Regions from separate parts of the Mus musculus genome. Here regions 1, 2, 3, 4, 6 and 7 are each linked to region 5. A link is a loop called in an ENCODE intact Hi-C map of the cell type or tissue named here. Cell type or tissue: heart. All regions are shown on one strand. Each heading gives the region's core, and the rest is flanking DNA. Links, peaks and the distances in the headings are about the cores only.

Region 1 (4,362 bases), core at 199-4,198, 210 kb before region 5:
GTTCTGCTTGTTAATCAAGAAAAATGTCCATGTCCAAACTGAGGCATTAAACCAGACAAGATCCAGATTGCTTTATAATCTAGGAGTGTTTGTACAGGGTTTGCAACACATCCCTATGAGATACTCCTATTGGACTCAGCCCAGGCACAAGGCTGGTTTTATATCTGTAGTTGCCCTGTGATCTCCCAGGCTCTCTGCCTAGCGCCCCCTCTCGGTCACTGGCACACGTCTTGGATAGGGAGGCTGGAGTCTAAGCCTGGGGAAGATGTAGTGAATAAATCTTCCACTCATGTTTCACTACCATGCCTGCCAGGGCTGTGGTCAAGAACTTGATATCCAGATTCTGTCACTTAGAGAGCTGGTGACCCTGGGCTGTTTCCTACCTGTAAAATGTGTTGCCATGTTTTAAGCTTGTGAGTGTCTGGTGAATCTGGTCTGCATGGCTTCTGGCAGCTCAGACACATTAGCTTCTGTCATTAGTATTCAGAGCATGGCTGGGAGTATGTGTATTCAAACACACAATTTGTGCCTAGAGAAGGATGGGAGGTTTGGGGGCAGCTACAGGAGGGAGGAGGAGGAGGAGGAAGAGGAGAAAGAAGAATAGGAGGAGGAAGAAGAGGAGAAGGAGGAGGAAGAAGAGGAAAAGGAGAAGGAGGAGAAAGAGAAGGAGGAGGAGGGAGAGGAAGAGGAAGAAGAAGAAGAGGTGGTGGTGGGGGTGGTGGAGGAGGAGGAAGAGTGATTCATGCTCTATTTCAAGAGTGTCCACTCTATTCATCACATGTGGAATCCCTTTGAATGGATACCTTTTCTGAGGATTTTGTGGCTAATTTAGGCTTCCCTGGAACAGGACTGAATATTCCATTTAATATTCTGGAGCGAGAAAATGATGCGGAGGGCTGGCAAGCGAGCGAACAGTGCCATGACACGGGTAGGTACACAGTGTGGAACAGACTCAGAAGGGGAGGAGTATGCTCAGCGCATTCTCTGTAGGTCACAGATAACGATGCTATCAAAGAATGGGGGAGATTTACAAATCACGCCTAAGCAGGTTCCACAAAGAGCTCATTATGAGGTTGTGATTTCAGACGCAAGTAGCCATGAGGGCTTCCTGGCCCAGACCTCCTATTTCAGAAATACTGCTTCTCACAAAGCTGTCACAAAATCTATCTGCTTACTTTCATCCTCAAGATAGTGCAAGTGAAGAAAAAATAAAGCATTTGGCAGCATGGCTGCTAGCTTGATTCAGGTTTTGAAACAGGGATGAGGCCAGGTCAAACCTACTAGAGATGAGCCAAACTCTCCCTGTGTGGGAATACATTTACTATTCCCTTTGGATGGAAACAAAGCAAGAAGGGCCCACCTAGTGACAAAGCTATGTTTGAATTCACTATGTTTGAATTCCTTAAACTATTTAAATTATTCACAATTGGCTGTATACATTGGTGTCAGATGTATGTTGCATTAATTCATTCAGTAATCCCTAAATTGGCAAAAACTCAAGGTGTAGTACAAGCACTTCCTTTCTGACTGTGAATACATTTGGAGATAATATTCTAGAGGAAATAGAAAGATTATAGAAAACAGCAGAGTGTTTTTTTAATGAACCAACAAAAGCTGAGAAAACCTTTATGGAAAAAAATGTAAAACCATGAATGAAACACTAAAATATCTAAATTCACAGTTATATGCATTTTTTTTTAAATGAATGTCAACGTTTGATCTCTCAAGCAAGCAGATTTCCTACGAGTTAATTCACAATTCAGAACATTTCCAGAGCTAATCCAAGCAAGGTTGTTCCTGAGGGGCCGATCATCAATTCAGATGGAAGCAGAAGAAACAGGCCAGGTGGCTGAGGGTGGAGGGGCGATATCTATTGTAGTAACACATGAACGGCAGGGGGCAGGCGTGGCGGAGAACTGTCCCAGGGAGAGGCTGGGTGGAGAAGGAGGGACAGAACATCCAATGCCTGCAGCTGAGGAAGAGAATTACTGCTCGTGAATGGAGACTTGTTCAAATGAAAGGCAGAAGCCTAAAACTACAAACAGATGACTATGGTAGTACTAGACACACACCCTATATTTCAAAAACAAAAAACAACAACAAAAAAAACCCAATAATTGGGATTGGTGGGGGAAACTAAACAGAAGTCTGGGAACCCAGAGGTGTGGCTTCCATAAAGAATAAATTGTCAACAAATTGCCGTGAAATAAGTGAATAACGAAGAAAGATCAGTCAATGTACTATAATAGAGGATTCTTAGAAGAGGACCGCAAATAACTCATGAAAAAAGGTGCTTATCTTTAGTCATCGTGGGAGTGGCAACTGAAAGGAAACTCACATCTGTCTGTTTAGAAAGCATGGAAGGGCTTGCCATTTCTAAGTCTCTGCCCCTGTGGAGGGGTGGTGTCTTACAAACCACACATGGGCAAGCGTTAGCATAAGCGACTCCCCTTCCACATTGCAGCATATATTAAAAATAACTCAAGTTCACATGTATTAGGAGAAATGTAGATTCCTTAAGCCACTGATCATAATAAAGAAAAACTTAAAACATTTAAATGACAATTATAAAATAGATATATAATATGCATAGCTATGCAATGTGAGATCTTAAGTCATTTACATGACTAGATTTGCATGTAACCATATGGGCCTCTGAATACTGACATATGAGGAATTGTGCTGACTTAAGATATGAGTGGCAGGAGTCTACTGTTTTATATACAATCAAAGACATGAACAGTATGTACTGAGAGTCCAAGCGAGCAAAGCATGTGTGTCAATGGTAAGTGATGACTTCAGGATGCTCATGACCTCTGCAGTGAAGTGGAGAGCAGGGCTTTATGGGAAGAAGGCAGAACCTCCCGAGACAGGCCACAGTTTCTGCTCTAAGAGTCTTGGGAGGCAAACAGAAAATGTGGCATGGTCTGACAGAACTAGTTGGTAGGCCCAGGCTCTCAGGTCAAGGATGTTCAACTCATAGCCTGTGGGCTGTATGATGCCAAGGGTAGCTATGAATGTAGCCTAACACAAACCATACACTTACTTAAAATGCAAGGGTTTTTTTGTGATTAATTTTTCAACTTAGAAATGCTATACACGGTAGTTGTGTGGTACTAGCACATGAACTTTGCAGATGAAAATGTCCAGAGAGTCCGAAAGGATGAATACCCCTGTTGAGTATGTTTCCAAAGGTCTGAGATACTTAACAGAATGCACTAATCCATTATTATTGCTGCTTAGCTGCATATCAGGGAAAAGAACCCTGCATTGTCATCTCGGGAATTGGAGAACACCTGTACCCATTTTAGTTTTTTCTAAATGTAGGCTGCACGTTAGTAGACTTAGTAGCTCTCCCCTTTCGAGAGCCTGACAGGGTGGCCAAGAGAACGGGCTTCGCTATCCTGTTGGTCTGTGTTGTCCTTGCTGTGCTTAGTGTGTGCACAGGATAACTTGATTTTACAGGTTACAGGTTTCTCTTCCCTAAAGCAATGGAGGCATGCGGCCTGTGTAGCTGCACAGAGCTGAACACAAAGAAGCTCCTGGCTTAGGCTGATGCTTGCTGTGATCATCCTGAACCTGAATGATTCCGTCTGTGATTGAAACGCTGCGACCGTGTATCATGCACGTGTGCAGAGGAGACAGGTGCAGAGCCATGCTCCTCCTCCCTGCCTAGTGTCACAGACACTCATGGCACCTCATGGAGACAGGATTCTGGGGACCAGTCTATGTGCCAGTCAGGGATAGCGTGGTGTGATTACTTATAACTGGGTGAAAGGATTTGGCAGACCTCAGAGACTGAGATTTCTTGTTGAATTGAACTTGTATTGAGTGAAGAGGAGAGGTGGTGGCGTTCTAAGAAACCCATGTGACCAGTGACCCTCTCTTTTCCTTCCTTACTCCTGTGGCATCACTATAATCACCAGCAGCTGAAGCTGGGATGATGTCCCAGCAGCAGAGGGAAGGAGGGAGCCTGGCATCATATTTTCAAAGAGTAGTGAATATTTGTAGGACAGCTATGAAATGTAAAGTATCCATTCCAGTCATTCCATCTATGAATGCTCTTATATTATCAGATGTTCTTATATTTGCATTTAAGATTGGGATTGCATATTTTAAAGAACAAATGGAAGCATGCAGGCTAGCAGTTTAAAATGTACCCTTCTTTGAATACAGCTAACTAGTAGATTGCAGAAGCACGAGGGACTGAAGGGGAGGGAGGGAGGGACAGTACTTACATCTTGCTTAGCAGAACATTTTTCCTGCTTTGAAGCCACATGTTCCTCATTTGTGTTTTGCGCTGGCTTGCATGCACAGCGTACAGGTAAGACGAGTCTGAGCCTGTGGATAGGGTCGCAGGAG
Region 2 (4,362 bases), core at 71-4,070, 230 kb before region 5:
AAGGGTCCCCGCCTGCATGCAGGGTATATGGAGCCAGAGCTTCTGAGTAAGGCCATGCCTTCCTTGTCTCTATGTCTTTCTCGGCTGTCCCCAGTCTGGACTGACTGTATTTTCTCCAGAAGTCCTAGCCACCCGTCAGGGCTTCCCCCCACAGGGCACTTTTATAGATTCCCATTCTGAATGTTCCACATGAGTTTGAAACTCTGGTCACTGTGCACAGTTGGCTCCTGGTAGGCTGAGGCCTTGGAGTTAGGGATGAGGGATTCTTACTTTGGTAACAAATGGGGACCCAAAAGAAGTTTAGAATATGCTTTTTGCTGTCAAGCGTCTGGTAAGACTCACCACTGCAACGCCTAGAACTCTAAAGCAGGACTGATATCATGAGCCCAGTCAGCACTGAGAGAGGCTCACTCTAGTTTCCCATCTCTAAGCTACATGGCCCATCTCTTCCCTGAGATCTGGCATCAGTCAGGACAGGGGTCCCATGTGGAATAACAGTGAAGCTGACTCCTGTGGCCTTTGTTAACTGTGGGTTTTGTCATTTTGTTACAACACTTCCGTGGAGGTCCAGGGGACTCTGAGAGCAGCTCTGATTTCTGGCCTTTGAAGATCCCTAACCCAAGAAGGCAGCTGGGACACTTGTCTTTCACCCCTGGGCCTGAGAGACCAGGAGCTGGACTCAGGCTCGGCCAGTAGTCAAGGCAGTGTCACACTGGGCAGCAAGACTGAGATGGCGTGGTCGGTTCACAGGGCACGTCTTTACTACTGGGAACAGGAGAGAAAATGGCAGCAGGAGGAAGCTGAAGCTGTGAGGACCAAGCTGCTACACTTGACTGAGACATGTGGAAGGGTTTGAGGATTAAGGTAACTGTGGAGCAAGCATAAACAAACACTATTTTGTCCCTGTGACTCAATTCTTGCCTCCCAGTTATCTTCTGGCAGTATGGCGTTAGGTATTGTCATAAATGTGTATTTACATGTTTTCTTTTTCTGTAAAACCCAACTCTTTTGGTCTGGAATTTAATTAGGCACGAGAAAAGGAATAGGAGAAGGACCTTTCTGAAACACTGCCCACTTAAGTACTTTCTGCTCCTCTGGGAAGGGCGGTGTTAGATTCATGGCAACTTAAAAACTAAGTCACAGAATCTATTTAACACTAAAATATAGTAGCATAAGTTTCAAAGAACAGCCCATGTCTATAAATTCTGTTTTCCTTTGAAATTTTAGTTTTGTAATTATTTACCAACTCTTGCACTTTACCATAAAAGCTACTGCTTACACCAAGGGGAATTCAGGCTGAAGGCCCACATCTATTTTGGTATAAACTCTCTTATAAAATGTAACATTTACTATGATACTAGAACATTTTTTGAGCTATCCAGTTCTAACTTTATAAATGGGAAAGTGAAGTTTAGCATAACAGCAAAAGAAAGCACAGGGAGTAATATTTTTATACCAAGAACCCCCCAGCATTTAGAGCTAGCTGAGAGCTGGAGCTGATGAGAAAGTAGTTGGACTGCAAGAGGGTGTGGGAATGGCTGAAAATCCCTGGGTGGGAACCGTGAGCCACACAGTGGCTGGCGAGTGTGTCCAGGGAAGATCCAATTATTGCACAAGCAGGAAGCAAAGGGCCCTTATTCCTTACGTCCCTTGTTTGAGTCGCTGATGTGCTGCATGTGTGGGTGGAGTTGTGCTCATGTCTTAGGGAAACTGGGTCAAGGCTGAGTTTGATGGATAACCTTGGAGGCCCAGTGAATCTTGCCTTGGTGCTGGCTTCCTGCAACCCACCTGCTGGCTATCGAATCTCTATCACCTCTGAACCCCAAGTATCAGAATCTGTGTTGGAGAAAGCCCTTTCCTGCCTGACTGCTGTCTAACTCTGGCTAGTGCTGGGATCTGGCCCCAGGCACCTTGCCTTGATAGTCCTGCTGCCTGGATCTTAGCCTGGGATGCATGCTAGCAACACCCAGGAGGCTTTGTCAGTGTCCACAGCAGGCCGAGCTTCAGATGGCACCCTGGATGTCTGTGGGTCAGCCAGTGAGGGAGCCTCAGCTCTGGTAGCATGCCTGACCTAAGGACCTAAGGAGATCAGCACTGCCTACTCCTCTGGTAGCCACGTCTCTTCTCTTGTGGGACCAGAAGGAGAGCAGAAGAGGAGGGGATTGGCAGAGGCTGAGCAAGAGCTGAAAAGACTGTGTTGTGAACGCAGGAGACTCGGGTTATCAGGAGGCATTTGACAGGGATTGGGGAACAAAAGTCAGTCGCAGAACTTTGAACATTTCGCATGTGACTGCAACGTGCCTTTAGGACTGAGAACAAGGGTCCTATTAAAGTCTGAACATATCTGGAGCCACACTGAAACCAAGGCCAGATTTCCAACATCATCCTTTGCTTCTTCCTAACTGCCCTTTACCAGCTGAGGTTCCTTTCTGTAGGTCACCACCTGCCAAGATGTGGCTCTCCTGTGGGGGATGGACCCCAGCAGCTGGCCAGTGTGCCCCAGCTTTCCCTTGGTTCAGCCCATGTGATAGAGATTCCAGCACAAGAAACCTTTACTATTGATGGAACTTTCCACTTCTTCCAGGGACTCGGGCTTGACCCTCCAGGGAAATGCTCTCTGGCAGCCTGTTGCAATCAACTGACTTCCTTATAATTTCATTCCGCCATTAGAGGAGATATAACTCTTATGGCCAAAACAAACACATGTCTTCATTTTCTATTTCTTTCTGAGTTCCAATGGAGTAGTGCTTGGTATTTGAGTCTCGTGTAGCTTTTGATGACTCCTTTTGATGGCATTCAAGGCAGTACTAGCTATTAGTCTCAGAGGCATCTCACTCACTTGGTGTCAGAGGACATCCAAGGCAAATTAGAGAATAAGATGCAGATCTTGCTAACCGACGTCTTACCCATGAGGGCACTGATGGGCCAGGGATGATACTAAGATAAATGGTCATCCTATTTTTTAAGATGGTATTGTTCAGATATATTTACACAAATCTACAAAATATACAAGTCCATGCAAATACAAACTATGAAGTTGTTGTTAATGAACTGGTTACATGTATAGACCCATAGGAAGGAATCTATTCTGTTTTCACGGATGAGTGTATCCATCTGTGTTTCCCAACACACAATTTTTTTCAAGGGCCTGAGTTAACTGGGAAAAAAAAGGTCAAGAAAAAAAAATCAAGCAAAACCCAGAAACAGTACAGCCAGTGCATGAAAAATTGAAAGTAAATAAACCTAAAAGCAAAAGTCATAAAAAAGAGATCAGACTGTCATAATCCCTAATTACATTCTAATTATTCATCCTTATACCCACAGGTAAGTGTAGTGCCCTCCCCTATCAAGGAAACTTCTATTTGCAACAGACAAAGACCATTACAGAAGACTACAACCAGGTATCAAATTGCAGAGGTGTAGAGCCTAGTTCCAGTGGCTACATCTACATAACACCATTGCACCTAAGGCTCCGAGAACATTGCAGAAGATGGGGTGTAAAGACCAAGAGAGCTAGAGGATCAGGGAGAGACCCGCCTTTCCTTTGCAGCTCTGAGGTTAGCAGTGCTTCCGTGGCCTCATCTGTACTGAGTGCTGGGGAAGAAGCAAGGTGGGCCAGGAAGATGAGCCCTGGCAGGACACTCAGATGTCTAATGGGGAGGGAAGGAAAGTAAGATAGGATTGTGCTGGAAAGTCCTCCAAAGAAGGAGGTGTGTCCCATAGGCACTGAGGGGAAATTACGCTGAGCACGTAGATTCTTCCCAGCAGCTTTCAGGTTCAGTGACTCTGAATTGGGGTTGGAAACTGGAAGGAGAATGGAGTTATGGGTGAAATAACTGTTTAACTTAATCATTAAAACACCCATCTTTCCCTTGTGATGTCAATACTGTGTGTGGGCAATTCAAGCTTCTACAAAACAGCGATTTGGCTAAGATTTAGTACAAAGCCTTGCCATTTATTAATTAATCAAGGTATTTTCATGAGTACAGCGTATGGAAGTAGAAAAAAGAAATTATTCACCTGCAGGTCAGGACCTCCATTATTTTAAGTCCTGGTGACTTGTGAAACTCGGCATGAAAATGAATACAAATATATTTGTGCTTGTTCTGTGGTAAATTAAATATCTCTGGCACACAAGGCAATGTAGAGGCAGACTGTGTGCCAAGTGGGAAGTTATTATTTAGTCTGGGTGGTCTTGAAGGAGATGAATTTTTGTTATTAAGATATATTTTCATGATAGTTTCCTGATTTTTAAAATAGCTGCAGAATCTTTAGTAAGTTTTCTAGAAGTGTGATGCTGTCAAAGTCAGAAACATCGTCAGGTGACACTGTTGCTCAATGACGGCCCATCAAAATCAGGCA
Region 3 (4,362 bases), core at 96-4,095, 360 kb before region 5:
GGTCACCACAATATGAGGAACTGTATTAAAGGGTCACAGGTTGAGAGCCACTGATGTAGGGGATCTGAAAATCCCTTGAAATTGTACAATGTGTGTGCCTTGTTGCCTACCAGCAGGGGTATCATTCTATGGTGTCTTTCATCCTGATGACAGCTGCCCTCCAGGGAGTACATTAACATGGAGGGCTTTTTGCTTTGTAGTGCTTATCGCCAGGCAGAAAAGCCAAAGGGAAGCTTATCAGGACCCTGTGGGAATGAGTATTCTCATTAAAGAAGGTGACCTGTGGGAGAGAGGGCTTGACTTCTCTTCTTTGTCAGACACCACCCTTACACTGATGCCCAGTGTGGTCAAAGCCCTTGCAGAGCACACAGAGGGTAGACCAAGAAGCAGGAAGGCACCCAGACCTTTCTCTTCATGGATCACCAGGGTTACCGGCCAGTGACCATTCACTTTAACCTATGGGATACAGATGTCTGATTCCTTAAGCACTGCAGTGTTCTTGAGGCGGGCACCAGAGAGTTATCTCTACACGACTCTCACTCCAAAGATTACAGATGTCTGTGGGTGTTGTTAGATGTTGGTCGATTGATGGATGGACACACAAAGAATCCATGCACAAGACCTCTAGGTCAAGGGTCCAGGCTGAGAAGGCCTGCCAGGCCTCTGGTGGGCGTTGCCGAATTGGGTTATGTGTTGTGCTCACTGCTCAGCCTCTGCCAGGAATAGGAAGGAGGCATGGATGCCCGAGTACATGGGCCTTGGGATGTTATATTAGGTGTCTGGACTCATTGTTGAAGGACAGAGAGATCCTGCCCTCCTTAGCACGAATATGAGGGTGAGTGGGCTTTGTTGACAGACATGCCAACACTGGGTGACTTGTAGTTTTGAGACAGGGTCTGAAACTACGTCCATGCTTAGGTTAGAAATCACGTGGTGATCAATGAGGCATCTGTGGCTAGTGAGGCACAGACATACTTACTTCAGTTACTTATTCTTCCTACATCTGCCTTCCAATCAGGAAGCTCATCGCACACGCGCAGACACACACACACGCACACGCACACGCACGCACGCGCACGCGCACACACACGCGCACGCGCACACACAGAAGCAGAAGCTGTTCCCTTGGCCACACACCCCTTGTTAAAGGCTTAGCTCCTTTTGATACAGGCTGTTCAAATACCACCCTCTGAGGCAGGGAGACCCCCGAGATCTTGGGAAAGGCCTTCCCATCCACGTGTGGACGAGCTCTTCCTCAGACAGCACAGACAAATGTCTATCATGTGCAATACGAAGGAGTGTGGCGTGCATGCGGTGTGGTGCAGGCTCAGCTCCAGCTCTGGAGTTTTTAGAATTGGCTGTGTACACCGTGTGTTGGGGGCAGTGGGTGTGGCTAGTCTTCTCCCCTTTGATTGGATGGTCTTGATGAAGGTCACATCCAGGCTCCAGGATGCTCAGCTTGTCTGGAAGGCTGCAGTCCAAGCACAAGGTATAGGAAAAGGTCCACTGGTAAAATACTCGGGGACTGTAAAACTGGAGGCCCAGCCTGCTAGGAGTCAGGCTGCTCCGTGTGAAAAGAGAACTCTAGATTAGGTTAACTGGCTTGAGAGAGAGCCTATGGCCTACCTGTTTCCAGTGACCATAAGCCTCATTTTCCCTGAGCTGGTGCCAGTTCGTAATCTGTGGCCTCTATTTTGTGGTCTGAGGGTCAGCTGTGCCTTTGTCTCTGGACCCTCTGGAGCCTGCAGGCTCTCCTGGGGCAGCTGTGTGCCCAGATCCAGTGGCTGGGGCCAGGGTGGAAGTCGGCTGACTGGCCAGCTTGAAGCGAAGCAGGAGGCACTTTTGACTCACTGGATGTGGTTGAAGGACATGACCTTCCTGTGGGTCTTTCTTTTGGGAAAGGAAGTCTTTGGAAGTTTGTAGCAACTGAATAAATCCTGTCCCTTTGATAAGCGGGGCTCCCCGTTTGGAGGGCCGTGGAGAAAGCGCCATACTTCCTCCCATTGTTTCGGCTGATTAAGTTCCAGAGTGTGTCACTTGATAACTCATTCCTGGGGAGCTGTGGTAGAGTGAAGGCCCAGGCAGGAACTGGAGCACTTCAGCCTGCAGGCCCACACGCCTGAGTCCAGCGCAGGCCTGGTTATTCTTGGAAGTTATTTTGATCCGCTGGCCTTGCTCGGGTTCAGGTTTCCGAGAGCCCAGCCCCAGGGTTGGAGAAGCTGAGAATGAAGCAGTCCATTGTAATAATAGACTTCTGCTTGCTGAGGAGGAGGTGCTCCGAGGGTTTTGGAGGCCCCTGCGTGCTCCATGACGTCCCCCTACCATGTGACCTGTGGCACCCTGCAGCATGTGCCTCATCCCTGTATCAGCCACTTGGGATGTGGTCAGGCTGGAGCCAAGCTGCCATGATTGTGGGACGGCCTCCATCAGCCAGAAAATCTGGCAGCTCCAGAGAGCAGAAGTGACTCAGGGAGACTGACAGCAGAGAGGGAGGAAAGGCTCCCCAGAGCTCTGGCACAGTGAAGGATGCTCTCCTTACTGAACAGCTGAGAGCGAGCGAAGAGGCTCCAATCCGGGAAGCTGCAGTTCCTGGGTGGGGACAGCTGTTCTGTACTTCCAGATACCCACCCAAGCAAGCCTCACTTTTTTTAAAGCAATTCTTTTCTTTCTTTTTTCCCTTCCCTTCTCCCTCTTGCTTCTTCCCCCTCCCCCGCCCCGGCTCGCTCCGGGTTTGCTCTCTCTGGTCCCCAAGCCTAACTTTTAACTTTAAAGTCTGAATAATTTTTGGTGTTGCTGTCGTCATTTTTACTAGGTGGTATAAGTGACCCTAGCCTGGTGGCCCAAATGGCAGAAATATACTGCCTTGCCATCGGTGTTTTGGAAGTTGGTGGTCTGAGGCCATGGTTGTCAGGGTGACTTGTTCCTAGTCTGAATGGGGGAATCTGCCACTGTGGACCAGCGACCAGTTCCTGGTGGCGACTGACATCCTGCTGTTCCTCAGCATGTAGAAACACAACGCGCCATCTCTGCCTTCACCTCACTAAGTTTTCCTTCTTTTAAAGGGACACAGTCACAGGGATGGTCATTGTTCTCTAGTAGGACCCACCCCAACTTAGCTGACTACAGACATTCTCTGTTCTGAGCAGGTCTGTCTCAACAAGCCCACAGTCCAAGGTACAAGTCTGGTGGGGACCAATACTTTTACATGTGGATCCCGAGGGGTAGGGGTGGGAGTTGAACCTGTGACAGATGGAGACTATCTGGATTGCAGTAATTTGGAAAATTGTGACAAGCAAAAATCAAAGGAGTAAACCTTGTTCCTGCCACTCAGGCTACTGCAGTGAGTGCCATAGTGCACACACTTCTGGAAATGTGTCTTCAGATGGCACAGGATAGATATAATTCTGTTACCTGCTTCGCCTGATCTCTGCTTTTCAATTTTACAGATGTTTTCTTATCAATTCTTTTTTTGTTTGTTTGTTTGTTTTTTTGTTTTTGAGACAGGGTTTCTCTGTGCAGTCCTGGCTGTCCTGGAACTCACTGTGTAGACCAGGCTGGCCTTGAACTCAGAAATCCACCTACCTCTGCCTCCCAAGTGCTGGGATTAAAGGCGTACGCCACCACTGCCGGGCTGTTTTCTTATCAATACCTCATCCCTGTTCTTTTTTTTTTTTTTTTTAAAGATTTATTTATTTATTTTATTTATGTAAGTACACTGGAGCTGTTAGACACACCAGAAGAGGGCACCAGGTCTTATTACAGATGGTTGTGAGCCACCATGTAGTTGCTGGGAATTGAACTCAGGACATTTGGAAGAGCAGTCAGTGCTCTTAACTGCTGAGCCATTTCTCCAGCCCATCATCTGTGTTCTTAACAATGTCTTTGTTCTAAGAAAAATGGATCCAGGACTATTCCAGGCAACTGGTCTATTTCTACAACATGGAGACTAATTCTGGGCCAGATACATTGCCAGACACTCTACCCTCAAATCTGTCAGTCTTGTGACATTACTTCCCTAGTTCTTGGTCTCTCGTTGTTGCCTGTGAACTGAGGCTCGCAGCTAAGCTGCAAGTGCTTCAAAGTTAACCTCTTTTGGATAGCCAGCATTGCCGGCACACCTGAGTCAGGTACCAGGAGCTTTGCTTCAGCTGTATCAAGTCCTACTTACTCCTTGAGGTTCCCACCTAGCCTGGATGTGAGAGCTCACGCTGGAGACGATCCCTTGCCGCGCTGAGGTTTTTCTGCTGCGAACGTTTCTGATTGCTGAGGGGGAACTTGCCCTTCCTGGTGGCAGCTGGCGAGGGAGGGGAAGTAAGCAGGGTCAGCTGAGACCTGCCTGGGACTGCATGGTCTCAAGACACT
Region 4 (4,362 bases), core at 232-4,231, 230 kb before region 5:
ATCTTTTCACCATGCTGAAGTCTAATTGGTTTTCTTTCTTATCTTTTATTTACGGGATTATTACCATTCAAGACAGTGGCTTGCGTTTATCTTTATTGACTTCCATTGCATGTAATTGGGCCATCCATCCAGTTTGCCTATATCATTTTGGATGCTTCGAATTGTCAAGTGCCACAGATCTAAACGATGTAGAAGACTCCCACTTTAGAAACTCCAAGAGTTCTTATGATTATGTTGGAAACAATGGCAAAATTCATTTCTTTTGTATTTTAAAACATATTACCTAAAATTGCTTGCTGAATAGATTGGAAAACAACTCTAAAAGTAGCGTTTCAGTTAAAATACCCATCAGGACAATTTTCCAAGTGGATTTCCAGAATCACGTGGATGAATGAAACAAAACCAATAAAAGGGTCTTTTTCTCTACCTCTCCCCACCCCCCACCCCAACCAGCTCCTTATCAGCCCTGGGCATCTTTCAGCTGCAGACCCAGGCCTGGCAGCCACACCTGCCCTGGTGGTCACAGGCATAGGGATTCTTGATGACACTTTTGGCTTAAAAGCTAAACCTCAATCTGAAGAGTAAAAAGCCAGGCGGCCGTTCCTCACAGCGGGAGTTTCTAGCCAGCATCTAAGCAGACACACAAGTTATTCTAAGTAGAAATGTGTCCATAAATGTCACAAACTGTCTCCATTTCCCTTTATCATCCTCTAACAACCTCATCAAGACTGCATGATTATTTCACGAGGCTGAGGATACTGGCACTCACTGCCACAGCCCAGCAGGAGTCCTGCTTGACCTCTGCCTTACACGGACCTAAGCACAAATGGGCCACATTCAAGGGGAGGAATGCCAAGGGACACACTGGCGGAAGACAGTTGTGACTTCTGCCTGGAAATAACATTGTTGGGCTGTCAGTCTGCATGAAGCCATTGTTTTTCAAAGTCATGTTGTTGGTGCCAGTTGCCAATGGTGCTGGACACCTTCCTGCAGATGAAACTTTGGAGCAGGCTTCTTCGGCTTTCCTTGTTTCTATATGGGGTCCTGCAAGGAGGAGTAGGATGCTCACCCACCATCAAGTTAGGGATGGCGATGTCAAAGGTGAACCCTGATGTGGTCATGTCTGCAGGTGCAACTAGCTTTTTTTCTAATGTCTGGGCATGGGTCTACTTCAGGGAGTGGGCCAATGACACTAGCCCTCTGAGAATGCCCCTGAGGAGCTGGGATAAATTCCAATGGCCAAGTGGCCATTACCATTACCATCCCAAGCATCTATATATAAACCATATTACATCATACTAGAACCAACATTGAGCTCAGGCTGTCCTCTGCAGGGACCACATAGGTAACAGACCTAAGGAAGGGATTTTACTGCTTCTCTTAAACAAAGGCCCCGAAGCCACAGAGAAAGCACTTCGCTCCACAAATAGCCACACAAGGTCCCCAAATATGTTTCCTTTTTCTTGGTAATTAGCTAAAGATGAAATAATGCTTGAACACTTCATAATCTTAAATTCATAATATTTTACTTAATTAAAATAGGTAATTTAGAAAAATAATTGGTAATTGCTGAAACCTCTAATGCTGATGAGAACTGAGCTGGAAGTGTTCTTTCTTCACAAATTGGTACTTAAAATATAAAGTTCCACACACAGCTGGAAAGTGCCATCGTAATTTGGCATTTATGTTCAGTAACTATCATTAAACCAAATAAACTGAAATTAAAGAAGAAAGACGGTGGGCTTCAGGACACATTCAGGGCAGATGCCAAGGGCTTCAAAGTATAAATGTGGCTTTCTAAGCATTTATTAGGAGCATTGGAGAACAGGCCTAGGAATTTCTTACACATTGCTTTTATTTTATACTCTGCTGTGAAAATACAGCTTTGGTAATATCTGAGTTCAGGTGGAGAACAAGCTCAGTGGAAATTCTCCTTCACCACAGAACAGTGCGAGTGGGCAGGCTTGGAGTGTAGATGTGCGTTTTCAAATGAGCCTTTTCCTTCCGACATCCACAAACGCTGGTGCTGGCTTGAATAGAGGCAGAGGAATCACGGCTGGAAAAGAAAACCAGCCTTTTTGCACATTTTATTTTTTTCTTGAGGGAGGAAAAAAAACCCTCCTGTGACATTCCATACCACAGCAGAGACTCGTGGTAAATTCACAGGAAAACCTGAGAACAACACACCCTCTGGAGAGCTTATTTGTTTAGTGGGAGGCTGTCTTTTTCAGTCCTGGAACAAAAGTCTGTTGACTAGGATGGCAGAGGGAGGGAGGAGGGCAGGCCACTCTATGCGACGGAATTTGTTATCGCTTTTCTACCTGGCAACACATTAAAAAAACGTAAGATTTCAAGCAATAGTCTAAAGAGCAAGGAATTAAAACAAAAACAAAAACAAAACAAAAAGCAAAAAGCGGTACAACAAACATTTGTTCTGGAGGAAGATGGGGGGCGCCAGCTCCAGCAAACACGGCTCCCAGATAAAGGCGCTGTCTCTCTCCTTACAAATACAAGTCCAAAGTAGTTACCACACTGGTGCTGTCGTTAAAGGACAGTGAGCATTTTTCAGTTCTCATGACTTTTATTTCCTTGGGAAATAGAAATTTGAAAGAACAAAACAGTTTGATAAATTTCAATCTTAAGAAATTTACTTTCAAAAATCATTATTTTAAAGAGAAGATCTGAAATAGGTTTTTTAAACTTCTGGGGCAGAATGAATACTAAACTGATACTGATATAATAAAAATCATGGGTAATAAATATTTTCTTTGGTCATGATTTTCATTAAATTCATTATGAGAAATATAAATGTAGCCAATATGTTTACTGCCTGCTCCATGCCAGTCACTAAACTAGAGAGGGGTGAGGTGGGGAACCCCTGGCACAATTATCAAGGTCACCTACACAGAGGAGAAAGGACAGTGTGATGTTAGGAGTACAGATTGGAACTGTATCCTGAGTGCTAGTAGAAACACACAGAGAGAGTGAGTTCCGATTTTTAAAATCCTTTTTGTGGGGTGAGAGGAGGCTGACTGGAGCCTGAAGCAACTCCTCGAGAAGGTGGTATTGAGTTGACCTTGAGGTCCAGCTGGTGGGAAACAGACAGGAAGTGGGGCGAGACAGAGAAATGGAGAGGCAGTGAAGGACAGGAGTGCTCTGAGGAGCGCTGGCCACCCAGAGGGACACGTCTGTGAGGGGAGGCTGTAGCTAGTTGGAGACTTGACCCAAGTGGCCTGGTAAGGATGGGTTTGTGCCTGCAATGCTCCAGCGTCCTCCCAGTGCCACCCACTGACATGGACCTCAGGATTTACTGGGTAGCTATTGTTGTTAACCTTTTTAAGAGATGGTAAAACTGAGGTGCTGTGGTGGGCAGGTTGGACTGTGTGTAAAGTGCTCCATAAGGCTCAGAACAGCAGTTGTGAGGGTTCTCAGAGGTCCCTGGTCCAGAACGGCTCAGTTAAATAAAGTAGCAGTTTGCTCCTGTTTGAGTAGAAATAATGACATAGTGCCTCATGTTTGTGCAAGGGAACAACATTCTGCCCAGCATGAACTATGATGGATAACAAAGTATTACCACCTATCAACTTTCCAAATTCAATCAGGAGCTCGTGGATGCATGGGTGTATCAAAACCGCATCAGGAAAACCAGGTTGTGTGGTTCCCTGAATACAGCGGACCAGAGGATGCTGCAAGCCTCCTTTGCATCACCAACAAGGTCTGGAGGTACCTACTGCCCATTGTGGGACCACTGCTGTTAGACCATCTGCCATCTGCATCACGAGATTGACAGGTGATGGACTCCTGCCTCTGTCCCTGAGCTAACTCAGTGTGTCACCACAGCTTCATGCAGCCCACTGAACAGCCATCCTTCTGGGATCCAGCTCTGTGTCTGGAGCCAGTGCTACACTTTTAAGCAGCTTGGCGTTTTGAATCAGCCCTGCACCTCGACAGCCCGCAGCTGGGTCTCTCTGTTCACACATAACTACCTGCAGGGACTCTCTTAGCATCTCTGCCATCTTTCAGTCTTTGTCTTCTTCAGGAGGGTCCTTGCACTGCTCTGCTTTAACCCTATCCTGCAGTCTAGGTATCATCATGCAAAATGTAATATGAGGTCTGAGAGTTCTTAATATCAATTAAGACCGAATAAAGAACCTGTGTTTGTCAATGATAGGAATATCAAACGAAATCAAAATACCTGGAAGATTAAAGAAAAATGACACTGATGTGGCTTGAGAGTTTAGTTGCCCTTCAATGAACTCCAAAATAATCCCTGAAAGGCATGTGTATGTCGACCTATGTTTCTGACATAGCTTGCTCACGGCAGGCACACATTAACCTGTCTAGTGTCATGAAGACGTGGGC
Region 5 (4,362 bases), core at 196-4,195:
ATCTATCTATCTATCTATATCTGGCTTGGATTGACTTATTTTGGATTACCACAGAGAAAAAACTTACAATTTCTTAAGATCTATTTTTAGGTTAGGGAACAAAGGAAATTGCAAAATGTCAAATAAAGAAACTGGTCCTGTAGCCACTCCATTAGTATGCAGTACTTTGAAAAAAAAATAGAGAAACCCAAGATGTCTCCAGTTTAAAAGTTTCTGAAAACAAGAATGGCCCTGAAGTGTACATGTTCCTACAGTCTGATTCTGTTCTCATAGGGGCCACCAGTTAATTACTGTCAGGCTCAGGATGTGAAGCCACCAATATCTTCATGCAGAGTATTCTCTACAGAGAAGAAGCAAGGAAGCAGATCTGCAGGAGGGTCCCGTCATGGCCGGTGCTCTCTCTCTAGTGAGGACGCTGGAAACTGGAATTTCTTGCCTTCTCCAAGGCAGCTTTGGAGCCTAGGAAGGTCACTCTTGCCCTGCCTTCGATGGAGCCTCACATGACAGGAAGGAAGGAAAGCAATACAGGAACTCTGAGGAGAACGCTCTCACACGACTTTGTTAAGTTTCCTAGTGCACTGTCTGAACTACACAGATGAGCGTGCTACCTAGTTTATTTCTGAAGGATGCCTGTGTCACAAAGTTCTCGCTAGGCATTTCTTTGTTGCTATTGCGGCCTCAGTCCTGTTCCTCGTGATGGATTAGGAGAAGATAACATTTCTTCAGCCTGTAACATCCTTGGGTATTATAATCCAGGGCCACAGTCTACTGAATATTCTTAGACACATCAGCACAATTATTAAATCGATCTGGATGTTTAAATTAACAGTTGATGTTTTCCAGTAATTTTTCATAAATCATTTGGTTTGCCAGATAATAACAAGAATATGTACACATTTATTTTTAAAGAACCGTCTGTCGAGTTGCATAAAAGGCAAGTTCGATATGATGGCCAGAAAAGACAGGAATGGGGCAGGCGGCATAGTTCCATTCCTCCAACAAAGTGTGGACAATGAGCATATTTTATATTTAGATTTGGTTTATTGAGGGGACCTTAAACTTTTTTTTAAAGTGCACATGAATCGTCTGGAGAAATCAGAGTCTAAAGTGATTAATTAGAACTTATTTTGTCCTGAACAGATTTACTAAGCATTTTTCAAATAGCCACAATGTTTGTAATTACCAGAATCACACCTCCATTGGCCAGCCTTACTTACTTCATGCATGAACAACAATCTGATTGAGCACTCTTGTTAGGGTTTCATTCTGCGCTGTAATTAGCCATAATCATAGCCTTCCTGGGTGCATGAGAATGTGCAAGCAACTATTCACAGACTCAGCCCATTTGAATATGAATCTTCTCAGTGAGGAGCAATAAAGCAGGAGAAACAAAACAGTTTCTCTAGGGAATCCAGTGAAGCCTCTCTCCTCTGATTCTGCCCCCTTCAAAATGTTCTCCCTCCAGGCTCTGGATTCTATTTGCTAAAACAAGGGTGGCTTAATGAAGACAATGGCCTATTATTCCTTAAGTGACACAGGAGGGCCCAAGTATTACAGGCTTAGTTCTTTCAGTCTTTGCTAAGGACACAAGGAACAAAAGAACAAGCAATTGTGTGTGGAGAAGAGAATTCGGTTCAGGCTCCACTTGGGGACCACTCAGAATGAGATGGGGCCATGCTATTCTTACGCTCTGAGGAGGCTGGTGCATGCTGGCTTTCTTCTCTTTCTTCCCCTCTTCACCCCCCTGCAAATGACTCAGGCATTACAGAAAAAGGCTCCAAGCAGCAGGGATAGAAAGCAAAGGCTTAGTGGAGGAGGGGTGACATTTCTGATCCCATCCCAAGCACATTCAAAGTGAGCCACCTACTGGCAAGCTCCTCTCTTCCTGTTCTCCTCACGCTCTAATCCCCTCAACTCTTAAGGGAAGACCTAGGGAAACAGGCTGAGATCAGCCACAAGGATTTTCAGCCAAAAATGGAGACATAAAATAGGAATGCCTTCATGGCAGTATGGAGTCTTTGAGAGAAAACGGTTTGGACCAGTAGAAGTATGCCAAAATGTCAGACATGAAGGGTTGCTTAAAATGCTGTGTGCTCCGCACAGAAAATTAAAGATGACTCTAGTTTACTAAAATATATTGATTTCGAGATTCATGAAGTTAAGTCAACTAATCGTTTAAACCAGTTAAACCACATCAGAATGGTCTTGCCCTTGACTAACTTTCAGTTCTTCAATGCATTTGTTTCCTGTTTTGTTGCTTGTTGTTTTTTTGTTTCAGAGACATTATACACCGCTAATAAAATATCTGTTTGAATTCTTTGTGGGCATTTTTACCACGGGAAGGCTCAAGGGCTGTAATGTGACCCTAATCATTTTCTGACCACCTTACAAGTTTAGGATCTGCATCATCCTGACAAAGTGAGCCCTCTAAGACTACCTGAAGGAATCAACTACTGGAATTTCAACTGTGGTCTCCTGTTCGTAGGTACGCGAATGTGTGTGTGTGAGAGTGCATGCGTGCATGCATGCATGTATAATCACATTTGAAGGTCTGAGTAAAACTGTGACCATTCCTGGTACAGTATGGTATACATTTTGGGGTCACTAGAAGTGACAACCAAAGGCATGTCATTGAAGAGATCTGACATGCTGAATCATGTCTCCTACCAGGTGTACATTATGAACCTGGTAAGTCCAACAGAGCCAGGGTCACACTCTCCTAAGAAGGGACTCAGTATGCTGATGTGCTGAGGTCACCTTGTTAACCTGGAAGTTGTAGACATTTTCACAAATCTCTCACCATAAGATGCATTTTCACGAACATGAGGACTTCTTCGGAATATCCCCTGATGGTCTCTCTAGTGGGGTTCTTACCCTATTTGTAGGCTATTTTCTTGTTTAAAGCTACTATATTGTTTTCATAGAATAATATGTGATTTCAAACAGACTTATCATACTTAAATCACTCTGAAAAGCACAAGAATGCCCATGACATTAGTTTAAACTGAAGGCTGACAGAGGCCACCATTCCTAATATTTTTTCTTAAAATTTTTTTTTTATTTCATGTACATTGGTGTTTTGCCTGTCTATATGTTTGTATGTATGCATGCATGATGCCTGATATAAGGGTGTCTGATCCCCAGGAACTGAAGTTATAGACAGTTGTGAGGTGCCATGTGGGTGCTGGGAATAGAACCTGGGTCCTCTGGAAGGACAGCCAGGGCTCTTAACCCCCGAGTCATCTCTGCAGCCACTATTCCTAATAATTTCAAAACTAAAAATTACAGTACAGCTATCACTTGTCATCTGGCTCTGTGGCTAGTTGGGGTGCTTTAATAGACCTTGGTTCGCCCAAGCCTTATTCCAGCCACAGTAGGTGTGGTCACAATGATGCTATTATTCCCAAAGACATGGACAGTGCAAACCACAAAGATCCTGGAGAAAATTAAAACACTGAAAGATTCAACAACTCTTGGGGACACAGAGCTAATTGGCAGCATGTTTGTAATTAAATGGATGGATTGTGGTCAATTCTTACAAGACCATGTGAGGAGATATTAGCTCCTGGGGGTGGGTCTGCTCTGCTGGCTGTCCAAACATGAGAACTGTAATTATTTTTTGAGACTATGTAGGTGGAAGAGTCTGTTACTAACATAATAGATTATCAGTCACTCCTGGATTTTTCACAAGAAGAAATGAGCTTTTACATAATTCACTTCTGTATATACTAAATAAATCCTCGACATGTGCAAGATACTGTGCACAGTTAAAGCAAAGAAAAAGGAACAAAACAAAAACTTAATTGTTTTGAGGTTGGAAATAAAATGGTCCCTTACTTCAAAGAATCAGCAAAAACCATGTAACACAAATGTAAAAACATATACAGTTTAAGGCAGAAACAATCCTGCCAAGATTACCATAAATACAAGAGGGTCTTGATTCTTAATTTATTTACTCTTCCCTACTCCTGGCCCAGAACAATACATGAGTGTCATTTGCTGAAAGCAGTAAATATGGAGGTTGAAAGCAATCTTCTAAAATGAATATCCACCATAAATGTTGAGCAGAACATTTATGGATATTAGTTGATAAACAGTCATGTTTATAGCACTGCCTGTTGTCTGGGTCAGTTGGAGCCAGTGACTTAATCCTTTATAAAGACGTCTGTAAAATATCCCATTCTCTCCCCCTGTCATGCTTTTGGTGTTGATCAATAAAAGAGAGAGCAGAGCTCTTTGTTAGGGACAGACACAGTCACAACTGACAGACACAGGGTCAGATTCAGAAGACCATCTTTCATCAGGCTCAGACTCAGACTCAGACTCATATAACAGACAGAAGACGCACTGAGCATGGAATGG
Region 6 (4,362 bases), core at 143-4,142, 1.6 Mb before region 5:
ATGCTTTATGAAAAAATATAGACACAGCCCATGCATCAACATTCCTCATACATGTATATGTACATAATCAAGGAGTTTACGTGAAAAATGCAAAATACAGAAAATACTGCTCTGGGTGGGTTTCATCTAGAATCCTTTTGCGTTCACACATTTCTCTAATTTCACATCGTATGATTCTGATAACAAAACAAAGGATAGACTCATTTCAGAAGCACCATTTTAGAAAAAGGTCATCTGCTCTGATAATTCTGTTCAGAAATGAACGGGGTCGGGGGTTTGGGGGTGTGGCCCACATGACACATTTCTAGGGCTCTTTTGTGCTTGATTTTGTCCCTCTGAGACAGCACAGTGGGCAGAGGAGCCCAAAGGGAACAGGCACAGCACACTCAGAGTTCCCCTCCCCCACTTTGCTCTCTGAAACTCTGCAGCCAACCTTATTGAATTCCTCGTAGCGATCCTGCCCAGTGCCCCGCTGTGGCCCAGCTGCTTTCCGGCACCCTCTCTGATAACAGAGAGAGGGCGCCCCACACCTGCTTCTGAGACTGGCTCCTTAGGGATGTTACTGTTGCCTCCTGGATCCTGTGCATGCTTGAGAAGGATCCCCGGAACGAGACATTATTATTTTCTCTTTTCTTCGCGGAAAAGAGGCTAAAAATAGGCACAGAAGCACCTTACAGCCTCCAGGCTAGTGGCTGGAAAGTCACCGTTCAGAGGTTAACGCGCCAGCATTAAGACAAAGTAAAGTAGCGAGCGCTCGCGATGTCACGGACTTGCAGAGTAAATAGGGGAGACAGGCTGCTCTGACGTGCTGAATTTATGAACTTTACTGTTCTGCTCCACCCAGAGCGCTCCCCTGCACTCATGGGATGCTGTTGCTGCATTTGCAAGCCACTGTCTCTTTCACCTCTGAGGCGCTGCATTTGCAAGCCACTGTCTTTCACCTCTGAGGCCTGGGAACCACAGCTCCCCTGGGGTCGCTCCTTGCATGGCTTCCGGAGCCTCCAGGGATCTTCAGGTCTCTCCAGGAACAATGCTGTGAGCCCGAAACTGCATTGTCTCAGCCGGATGTTTTGAGGAGGATCCAGGGCACGTTTGCCAGCTTCTAAACAGCATAGCACAACAGCCCCGCTTCTGTGAGTCTCTGCTTTGTGAATCTGCTTTCTGGACTTGTCCTTGCTCAGCACCCAAATTAGCTTAACAAGCTACGGAAATCTCAGCTCGACCTGGAGGCAGCAGTGGCAAGACAGAAACAGAGCTCCGAATCAATTGGCCAGAGGCGTGGGGGGTGGGGGAAGACAAAAGAAACATTGTGTCAAATTTATTTTCTGTACTCTTGGGATTGCAAGGAGAGCCTGAAAATGCTCACAGCGAGAGTGACTAGGGCCGGCTTGGATTTTTAGCTAAAATAAACCATATTCATGTCAAACTGCAAAGGGCACATTGGTTTACCGCGCGAGGGCAAAGAAGACAAACGGCGAAGTAGCGGCATCAAATAATGATCTGAAATTTACCACGGGTTCGCTCGGTACATCCTTCCCTAACTCGTGTATATTTCATTTAAATGTATCCATCAGTTTAAATAGGGCACTAGGTCCGTCCCGCCCTCCACCTGTGCTCTCAATGTTTCTCTGCGTGTCTGCCAGTTTGTGGGATGCCTGCAGCTAAGATGAATCAGAATACAAAGAGAGGGCTGACAGGTTCGTGTATGCCCAAGGTGAGCTGTGACCTAAAATGAGACTAGTTCTAAGGAAAGATGGATCACATGTGTCATGCATGCTGGACCAGCAGATGGCAGCAGAGCTCTGGGCTCCCACCACAGTGAAACTCCGTTCCCTCATCAGAGTGGTCCTATGTGCCCTCTGTGTCACTGACCCCAGAACAACATCTTTGATTTATAATCATACATGACTAGCATCTATCCCTTTTACTACAAATCTATGACATTAATTCAGAGGTCACCATTCTCTGAATGGGACATCCTGCTTACATAAAAAAGAAAAATAAAGTTTAAAGGCGTGGGGGAAATCACAGAACAAAATAGGGGGTATGTGTGTTTCCCCCGTCTTTGAGCTTCTTAGTCTATATTACCCCACAACCAAAACACAATATGTTGGTTGAAAGTGTTTTTTTTGCAACTAGTTCCTAGCATGAGGAAGCATAAGCCTTTAATTTCATCATCTGGGAAACAGAGACAGGAAGATGTCTGTGAGCTCAAGGCCAGCCTGGTTTGCATAATGAGTTCTGGGTCAGCCAGGTACAAAATGAGACCCTGTCTAACAACAAACAAACAAACAAACAACTCTTGCTTGGTTGACCATTCACAATCTCCCCATATTTAATAAAAATTTACCCCCAGAACTATTTTGAAATACCCTCTAACATAATATGATTAGAGATAGTGCCCAGAGCCAAATTTCACTTTGTCCTTAAAACCGCAGTCAGAGATTCTCCAGGTCTTCCCAGCTGTATTTTAATGGTTTAATGATTTTTCAAAGTAGAGGAGTTTGGGAAATTATAGGATTTAACAAATTGATGGCAGTTGGCCTTGTACAGGTTTAATTAAATTAGGGTTTAATTGACGAGATGGAAAGGGGTGGTGGGATTTTTCTCATCAGCATTCCGGGAGCATCAATGAAGATCTGCCTTGCCAGAAAGAGTGTCATAACCTCCCGAGACACTAGATGGTGCTGCAGAGTCACTATGGAATTTCTATTACCGGTTTTTAAGACTCTTTGATCCTACGTTATTATTTTTTTTCCTGCTTTCTGAAGAGCTTGCATCAGAAAACACACCAAAAAAGAGCAGATATTTTTAAAAACGCAGTATTGTCAATGGAATCGTGGAAATTGACGCCCGAGAAAGACGAGATAGGCATGCTTCTGCGTGTTTAAATTTAGATTCCATATTTAGATTAATCTTCAACCAAGTATAACAGTCTAAAGAGTCCTGGAAATACTTAATGGCCTTTTGCTGTGGCATTAATGAATTGCATGAAATTGAAATAAGATTTGCTTGGACGCTACCATCCGGTGGAAGAAGGCGCAGTTTGTCCTAAATAGATGTTGAACGCATTTCACCAGTGTGGTCTGCTGTGGAATATGCTGGGTGTGTGTGCCTCGTCATCCCCCTTTAATGGACAAACAGATCCTAGTGCAAAGCAAGGGGTTTAAAGCCAGATGCACAGCTCTGCGCCAATGCACACATGGACCAGGTTTCCTCTGTCATTCACTCCCTTGACTTGACATATAGACTATTTTAAAAGTGTGCCTATGCCTGGCTGTAACCGAGTAGTTGAGACAGCCCTCCCTACGCCTGTATTAAGCAATGAAGTGGGAGGCAATAGATGAGGAATGTGATTGAGACTGGCTGACTTTTTATAGGAAATTTCCTGTGTCTATTTACAGAGACATTATCAGTGAGAAAGAGGTTCTTCCCAATAAATTACAAGCTGTGGGCCCTGAGGAAAGGGGCTTCCTGTTTTAACACTATTCAGTGCACCCTGAGTGACAGCCATCTAGACTGACTTAGGCAAGGCACAGTGAGCATGGGTGGTATCTAACAAGGGCTGCTTAAACTCTTCTTCCAGCCTCCTGATTTCATTGCTCTCAGCTCACCTCCCCATCAGCCTCCAAGTCTCCCTTTCCATTCAGGGAGCATCACGGGCTTGCTTTCTTTCCAAGGTTCATATACATTTGCACACAATATACATAGCACCACTGTCTGCAGCTCCCGCTGGGGAAACATTGCATCACGCAGTCTGACTCTAACCCACACACAATTCCTCGTCAAAAGACGTGGTTTCCAGATTACCAATGAAAACATCAAGATTCCAAGAGTGTAAGCAACCTGTCCATGGTATCGAAGACACAAATAACAAGATAAATAAAATCCTCACCCCATCTGATTCTTAATCTTGTGCTGCTAACAGCTGTCAGAGGCCTCATTATAGCGCTTGAAAATCAACTCTACCAAAGAGCATGATAGCAAAAGTTTAGCAAGCCAAAACACCTTGCCTGGATCCAGCTTCCCCCTTCTGTCTATTATGCTTGCTCTGTGTGGCTGATCTACAAGTGCTTTTTGGGGTGGGGTAGGGTGGGGTGGGGGGAGCTTCAAGCCTAGAGAAGAAACCTTTTAGTATGACTTAGAATGTCAGTGATATGTTTGCGTACCAAGAAAGCCCTGAACACGTGTTTTGTTCACCTAGAAGTTTCCTATACATCGTTATGGTTATTTTTCTAAGATGTGTGTGTGTGTGTGTGTGTGTGTGTGTGTGTGTGTGTGTGTGTGCGTGCGTGCGCGCACGCATGTATGTGCGAGCGTGTGTGTATGTTCCGGAGAATATACAACAGGTTCTGTTCCTGA
Region 7 (4,362 bases), core at 79-4,078, 410 kb before region 5:
ACACACAATGTTGGTCCCAGTAACTGGTTCAAGGATAGCTACTACTTGACCCAAAGCAAGAGTGGCAAGTGCTGCTGAAGCTGTCAGCAGAAAACAGGGCCCCTTGTTTAGGCAGATTACTGGCTGAAGATAAAGATGCTTCAGGAATCCTGGTAGCTCGGTGAGGGGCTTGCTGAAGAAGTCAGGAAAAAGCAGAGCTGAAGAGAGCATTTCCCTGTGGCTTGTTGGGGCTCTTGAGCTCATTACGGTTGATTCACATTTCTGTCACCCTGATCCATAAACTTCCTCCTGCCTTAAGGTGATTGGAGCTAGTTTTCACCAGCTTATAAGGGCAAGGTACCAGTTTACCAGCTTTGTCCAGATTCCTTTTAATTTTCAGTGAGCTTCTATCTGATTGAAGGTTTCTTGTAGTAAGTAGTGAACTGGGGCAAATTGGAAGTTTTTATGAAATTTAGCACATTTCCTCCGATGTTTCCTAATAGTAAGATTTAACTAGTAATATTTGTACACTTTCGTTCAAAGCAACATAGTTGCAATCCCAGGTATTTCCAAAATGTGAACTAGGATGTAAGTTATTTTCTATTGCTAACTATTCAGGCTCTCATTGCTGTATAGTGTGTACCCCAAACTAAGCAGGATGCTTCATAAGACCTATAATCCATGTGTTTCATCTCAACCACTGTTAGGTATTACAAGGCTTTGACTTAAAATTCCTACCTGGTTAAAGCAACCCCCTTTCCACAGAGGAGTCTTTGTCCCAAAGCTGCTTAGTTCCATGTTGCCATCCTCTTCCTTTCTGATGAAAACTAGCCTGGCCAATCCATCCTTTACTGCCCCTGTATTCACTCCCAGGCTTTAAGGCCATTGGTCATCCTTCCTGTGAGACAGTGCTTTAGGAAGAAAGGAAGACTGCTCTAGCTTCCTCTCTTGAGCTCTGAGCCTTTGCTCTCTCCCTTGCTCTGTGCACTCCAGACCTCCCAAAATAAAAGCCAGGAGGAGTGTTTAAAAATAGTTTTTAAAAGCTTCATAGGGTGTGTGGGTGTCAAGGTAGCTGTTTGCGTGCAGACTTTCTCTTGGGATTCTGGGTTCTGTGCACAGAACATTTATGGAAGTTTTTCAACCTTCCATAGTGAGTGTCGATGTATTGTGTCTAACCCACAGGCTGATTTTGCGCACGTTTTCCCCGACACAGCCACATTCTGTTCCCTTTTCTTGCCTTACGTATTAGTGTAGACCCCTAGATCTTCATGCCTCACTTCTGTGGGTGGCAAAGGAGAAGGCAGCCGCCAGCGCAGTGGAGAGGGCAAAGCAAACCTGTCTGTTAAGAAAGAGCGGGACAGAACAAAGAGCACACATCCTTTGCCAACAGTCTTCGGAAACAGGCTCAGTCCGCTCATGCGCAGGAAGAAGGCCGGCCCGGGATAGTGTGGGCAGGAACAGGCAGAATGACCCCCGGGGATCACGGGTTTGTTGGAGTTTCCAGCACCTTTCATCCTTTGTCCCCACTTCTGATTCACATGCATATTACCCTGACCAACTCCACACTAAATTCTCTTTCTCCCCCTGGCTCTCTGGAAGGTGGTGGGAACCTCTAAATATTTATGAGGTGTCCGGGACTCTGGTGCTCTTGTGGCGCTAATGAATGCGTGCCTGCGCACAGGGACCCGAAACCCGGCAAAGGGACGGCCACACAGCTCCTGGCCTCGCAGTTCCCAGGCCCGGAAGAAAGCGGGGAGGATGAAGGGAGGAGAAGCTGTTGTCAGGAGAGAAACAAACGGTCGGGCTACACAAAAGAAAGAACAGAGTTCCATCTTTGCCCGCTGGAGCGCTCTGGAGCGGGTAGGAATGTGCGTGAGGCAGGGGAGTAACTCGCCCGATTCCCAAGTCGGAAATGAGTTTCCTAGGAGACAAAGAACCTACCCGCATTTTCTTTTAAGCCCCACTTTCTCCAGTTAAGAGTCTGGACCTCTCGCAGAAGCTGTTAGGGTCCTTTATGCGCTGTTTTCATTAGGGAGCTAAATTCCGTCTTAAAGTGAACTCTCCCTAAATATGTTTGCATAAAGGAATCTATAATTCTAGCTTGGAATGTAAATCACCTGTAGTAACAGGTGGTCTTCGTGGTATCTTAATAGAAAGAGTGATGTATTCATACATTGGAAATGAACCGGGGACGTCGGAATGTCCGGAACATCAAGCACCAGAAAGAATCGTCTGCCTAGCCCCCATTGGCTCGCGTCTCCAGACACCGAGATCTGAGGGCTCCCTCAATGTCACTCCCAGGCGGGGGAGTCTGCAGGCAGCTAGTCTATTGAAGTCATCCATACAATGCTGATTATTTTCCTTTGTAGGTCTCAATATCCAAAAAGATTAAGGTTTTGTTACTTTAAAACACTCGTTCCGGATGCAAGAAACAAGTAACCTTGGCTCCGCTCATCTATCTTCCTAGGATGCTAAAAAAAAAAAAAAAACTAGGAAATCCTACCTCAGGCCTGGTCATGGCCCAAACTTTAGCTCTGCCAAAGGGAGGCAAAGCAGAAACTGAGCCCTAGCTTCCTTTTGAACACACTAGAAGCTCTGCGCAGCTCCGTGACAGCCTGTAAGTCAGTTGTAGAGAGCTAAGACTTCATGTTGGAAGATTCAAAACATGTCCCCAGGATCCCACCCTGCCCTGTCACCCAGACCTGACTATGTGATTCCTAAACATTCCGCACAGGAGAAAGACTGAATTTCTTGTGCTTCTGCACCAGGGCATTTCGTGGAAAAGTGCGAGTTAGTAGGAATATTTAGTAAATGTTTTCAGTGAGCATTGCGTAGCTTTGATCAAAAGAATGTACAGATTCTGTCGCCATTTTGTGAGGTGATAGGACTGAGTTTGTAAACACGACTACTTTGTGGTTGTCTATCGTTGTGGCTTCTACTCCGGTGATCTTTCCAGTTGGCCTTGCTAGGATCTGCAAAGGACTCCAGAGAGCTAGCTCCCCACTGACTCGAAGTGTGCTTTTAGAACCAGTGAGCAGAGCGCATACAATTCATCCCAAGTTTTTGTGTGTTTTTTTATTTTGGCTGGCGTTTTGACGAGTTTGCCGATCTGCTTACTGGCTTGTTCTGAGCACGCTGTCTTCTTCCTAAGGTACCTTTGACTGACTTGGAACTCGTAACCAACCTCCTGCCTTTGCCTTCCCAGTGCTAAAATCCTGGCTGTGCCACCATAACTTGGTTTCCTGTAAATTATGAGCCTTTAAGAAATGTGTCTATTCTTCTGGAACGATGTCACCAATTAACTTCACCTTAAAAGTGGTATATTAAAATAACCTATATGGGAATAGGTGGTAGGAGGGGCTGTATTTTAAAGTGTAAGATTCACAGAAGAAGGAAGGTCAGGCCCCTGTTCTATTATCCTTGAGTAGAACATCCTAGAATGTGCTAGAATGAGGTTCCATGAAAGCTCAGATATAACCTTAGGGGTCGGGAAAGAGTGACGTTTTCTGATGGGGCAGAGGGAGCTAGGGATGAACATGTGAACATGGAGGGTACACGTTTGTCCAGGAAAATTACACAATCACAGAAACTGTTACTACCCATAAAATCGCAAGGCCTATTCTAAACACATTGTTCACATTAGGAAGAAGGGGATGTGAGCATTCTAATGCACAAAATGAGGCTTTTTGAACTGAAAGATTTCTGCAGGCAATTTGATGCTAAGTGCCAACATACAGGATTCTGTATGCCTTTGGGCTATAATCTCACTTCTAGGAATTTTGTATAAATTATGAATGAATACAGACAATAATTTTATTCTACATGGAATAAGTTAAAGGGGGAAGATTTGGATTTTATTATATTATTTAAGTGTCATGAAGTATTTTTAAGTATTTATTTACCTCAGTATGTTTGGCTTATCTGTTATCTCTGTATTAAACATGAACTGATTCGGTTACAAGAAATCGGTAATAAAGTTATCTTGAGGAAACAAGTCTGTCCCCATCTTTGGGATCCACGTGAGGGTTAGTTGTCTCTGATAGCGGGCATAGGTCCTACAGCTGGCAGGCACACTCTAAGCAAGCGCACTATCCTTTAGCTCTGATCAGCCAAATCCTGGGGAATTTCAGTGAAGTAACGGTGCCCTGAAGTTATGAATAAATTCAACTATACATTTTAAAAAATATTATTCAAACAGTCTCCCATTTGCTTTTTAAGGTGCAATTAAATATGCAGAAAAGTCCTGCTTCAGTTAGTTGTGCTGTTCTCTGAACTGGGCATGTTCCTCAAAGTCTTTCTACTGCAACTGCTTCACCATGGAGTGTCTCAAAAACAAACAGGCGGCACCAACCACAGCCTGTCTCAAACCAGAACACACTCTCC

Evidence for each region. Hi-C counts contacts between places; a loop is a spot of excess contacts. Peaks named below come from ENCODE experiments on the same cell type or tissue, not always from the same donor. Only the 100,000 strongest peaks of a DNase experiment are listed, where the experiment ranks them.
Region 1: it touches region 5 in a loop (2.6-fold over the local background); 5 of 42 quality-filtered maps call a loop at or near these places.
Region 2: a loop joins it to region 5, with 2.8 times the contacts of the local background. A loop is called at or near these places in 9 of 42 quality-filtered maps.
Region 3: it touches region 5 in a loop (2.2-fold over the local background); 3 of 42 quality-filtered maps call a loop at or near these places.
Region 4: it touches region 5 in a loop (4-fold over the local background); 6 of 42 quality-filtered maps call a loop at or near these places.
Region 6: it touches region 5 in a loop (6-fold over the local background); 9 of 42 quality-filtered maps call a loop at or near these places.
Region 7: a loop joins it to region 5, with 2.8 times the contacts of the local background. A loop is called at or near these places in 12 of 42 quality-filtered maps.

Annotation. Positions count from the first base shown.
Region 1 is chr17:10,529,321-10,533,682 of GRCm38, forward strand. All of the region lies in intron 4 of Pacrg (PARK2 co-regulated), which reads right to left. All of the region lies in intron 2 of Gm16168 (a long non-coding RNA gene), which reads left to right. Gm52294 (a long non-coding RNA gene) reads right to left here. Exons shown (of 2, transcript XR_003952283.1): 1 at 4,239-4,362; 2 at 1-1,972. Among named protein-coding and RNA genes, the nearest start is that of Gm52294, 20 kb to the right of the region's middle. In heart, for the core only: a CTCF peak has its summit at 1,897 (motif pointing right); no DNase peak of the experiment used is centred there; H3K27me3 peaks cover 315 bases.
Region 2 is chr17:10,508,977-10,513,338 of GRCm38, forward strand. All of the region lies in intron 4 of Pacrg (PARK2 co-regulated), which reads right to left. The region is part of intron 2 of Gm16168 (a long non-coding RNA gene); the gene reads left to right. It overlaps Gm52294 (a long non-coding RNA gene), which reads right to left. Exons shown (of 2, transcript XR_003952283.1): 2 at 662-4,362. Among named protein-coding and RNA genes, the nearest start is that of Gm16168, 18 kb to the left of the region's middle. In heart, for the core only: no CTCF peak of the experiment used is centred there; DNase peaks (open chromatin) are centred at 1,715, 2,085 and 2,575.
Region 3 is chr17:10,388,534-10,392,895 of GRCm38, forward strand. No RefSeq gene overlaps it. Among named protein-coding and RNA genes, the nearest start is that of Gm39565, 19 kb to the left of the region's middle. In heart, for the core only: no CTCF peak of the experiment used is centred there; DNase peaks (open chromatin) are centred at 1,368, 1,998 and 2,388; H3K4me3 peaks cover 1,184 bases; H3K27ac peaks cover 3,474 bases.
Region 4 is chr17:10,517,709-10,522,070 of GRCm38, forward strand. The region is part of intron 4 of Pacrg (PARK2 co-regulated); the gene reads right to left. All of the region lies in intron 2 of Gm16168 (a long non-coding RNA gene), which reads left to right. Gm52294 (a long non-coding RNA gene) reads right to left here. Exons shown (of 2, transcript XR_003952283.1): 2 at 1-4,362. Among named protein-coding and RNA genes, the nearest start is that of Gm16168, 27 kb to the left of the region's middle. In heart, for the core only: a CTCF peak has its summit at 2,433; no DNase peak of the experiment used is centred there; H3K27ac peaks cover 570 bases.
Region 5 is chr17:10,743,491-10,747,852 of GRCm38, forward strand. The region is part of intron 2 of Pacrg (PARK2 co-regulated); the gene reads right to left. Among named protein-coding and RNA genes, the nearest start is that of Gm16169, 62 kb to the right of the region's middle. In heart, for the core only: a CTCF peak has its summit at 1,869 (motif pointing left); a DNase peak (open chromatin) is centred at 1,791; H3K27ac peaks cover 498 bases.
Region 6 is chr17:9,166,854-9,171,215 of GRCm38, forward strand. 6530411M01Rik (RIKEN cDNA 6530411M01 gene) reads right to left here and starts at 1,169. Exons shown (of 3, transcript NR_027881.1): 1 at 434-1,169. Gm52287 (a long non-coding RNA gene) reads left to right here. Exons shown (of 2, transcript XR_003952250.1): 2 at 1-3,022. In heart, for the core only: CTCF peaks have their summits at 518, 1,779 (motif pointing right) and 2,665 (motif pointing right); no DNase peak of the experiment used is centred there; H3K4me3 peaks cover 1,631 bases; H3K27ac peaks cover 1,119 bases.
Region 7 is chr17:10,333,781-10,338,142 of GRCm38, forward strand. No RefSeq gene overlaps it. Among named protein-coding and RNA genes, the nearest start is that of 1700110C19Rik, 11 kb to the left of the region's middle. RefSeq lists an enhancer at 1-3,394. In heart, for the core only: a CTCF peak has its summit at 1,816; DNase peaks (open chromatin) are centred at 1,401 and 2,261; H3K4me3 peaks cover 1,561 bases; H3K27ac peaks cover 3,356 bases.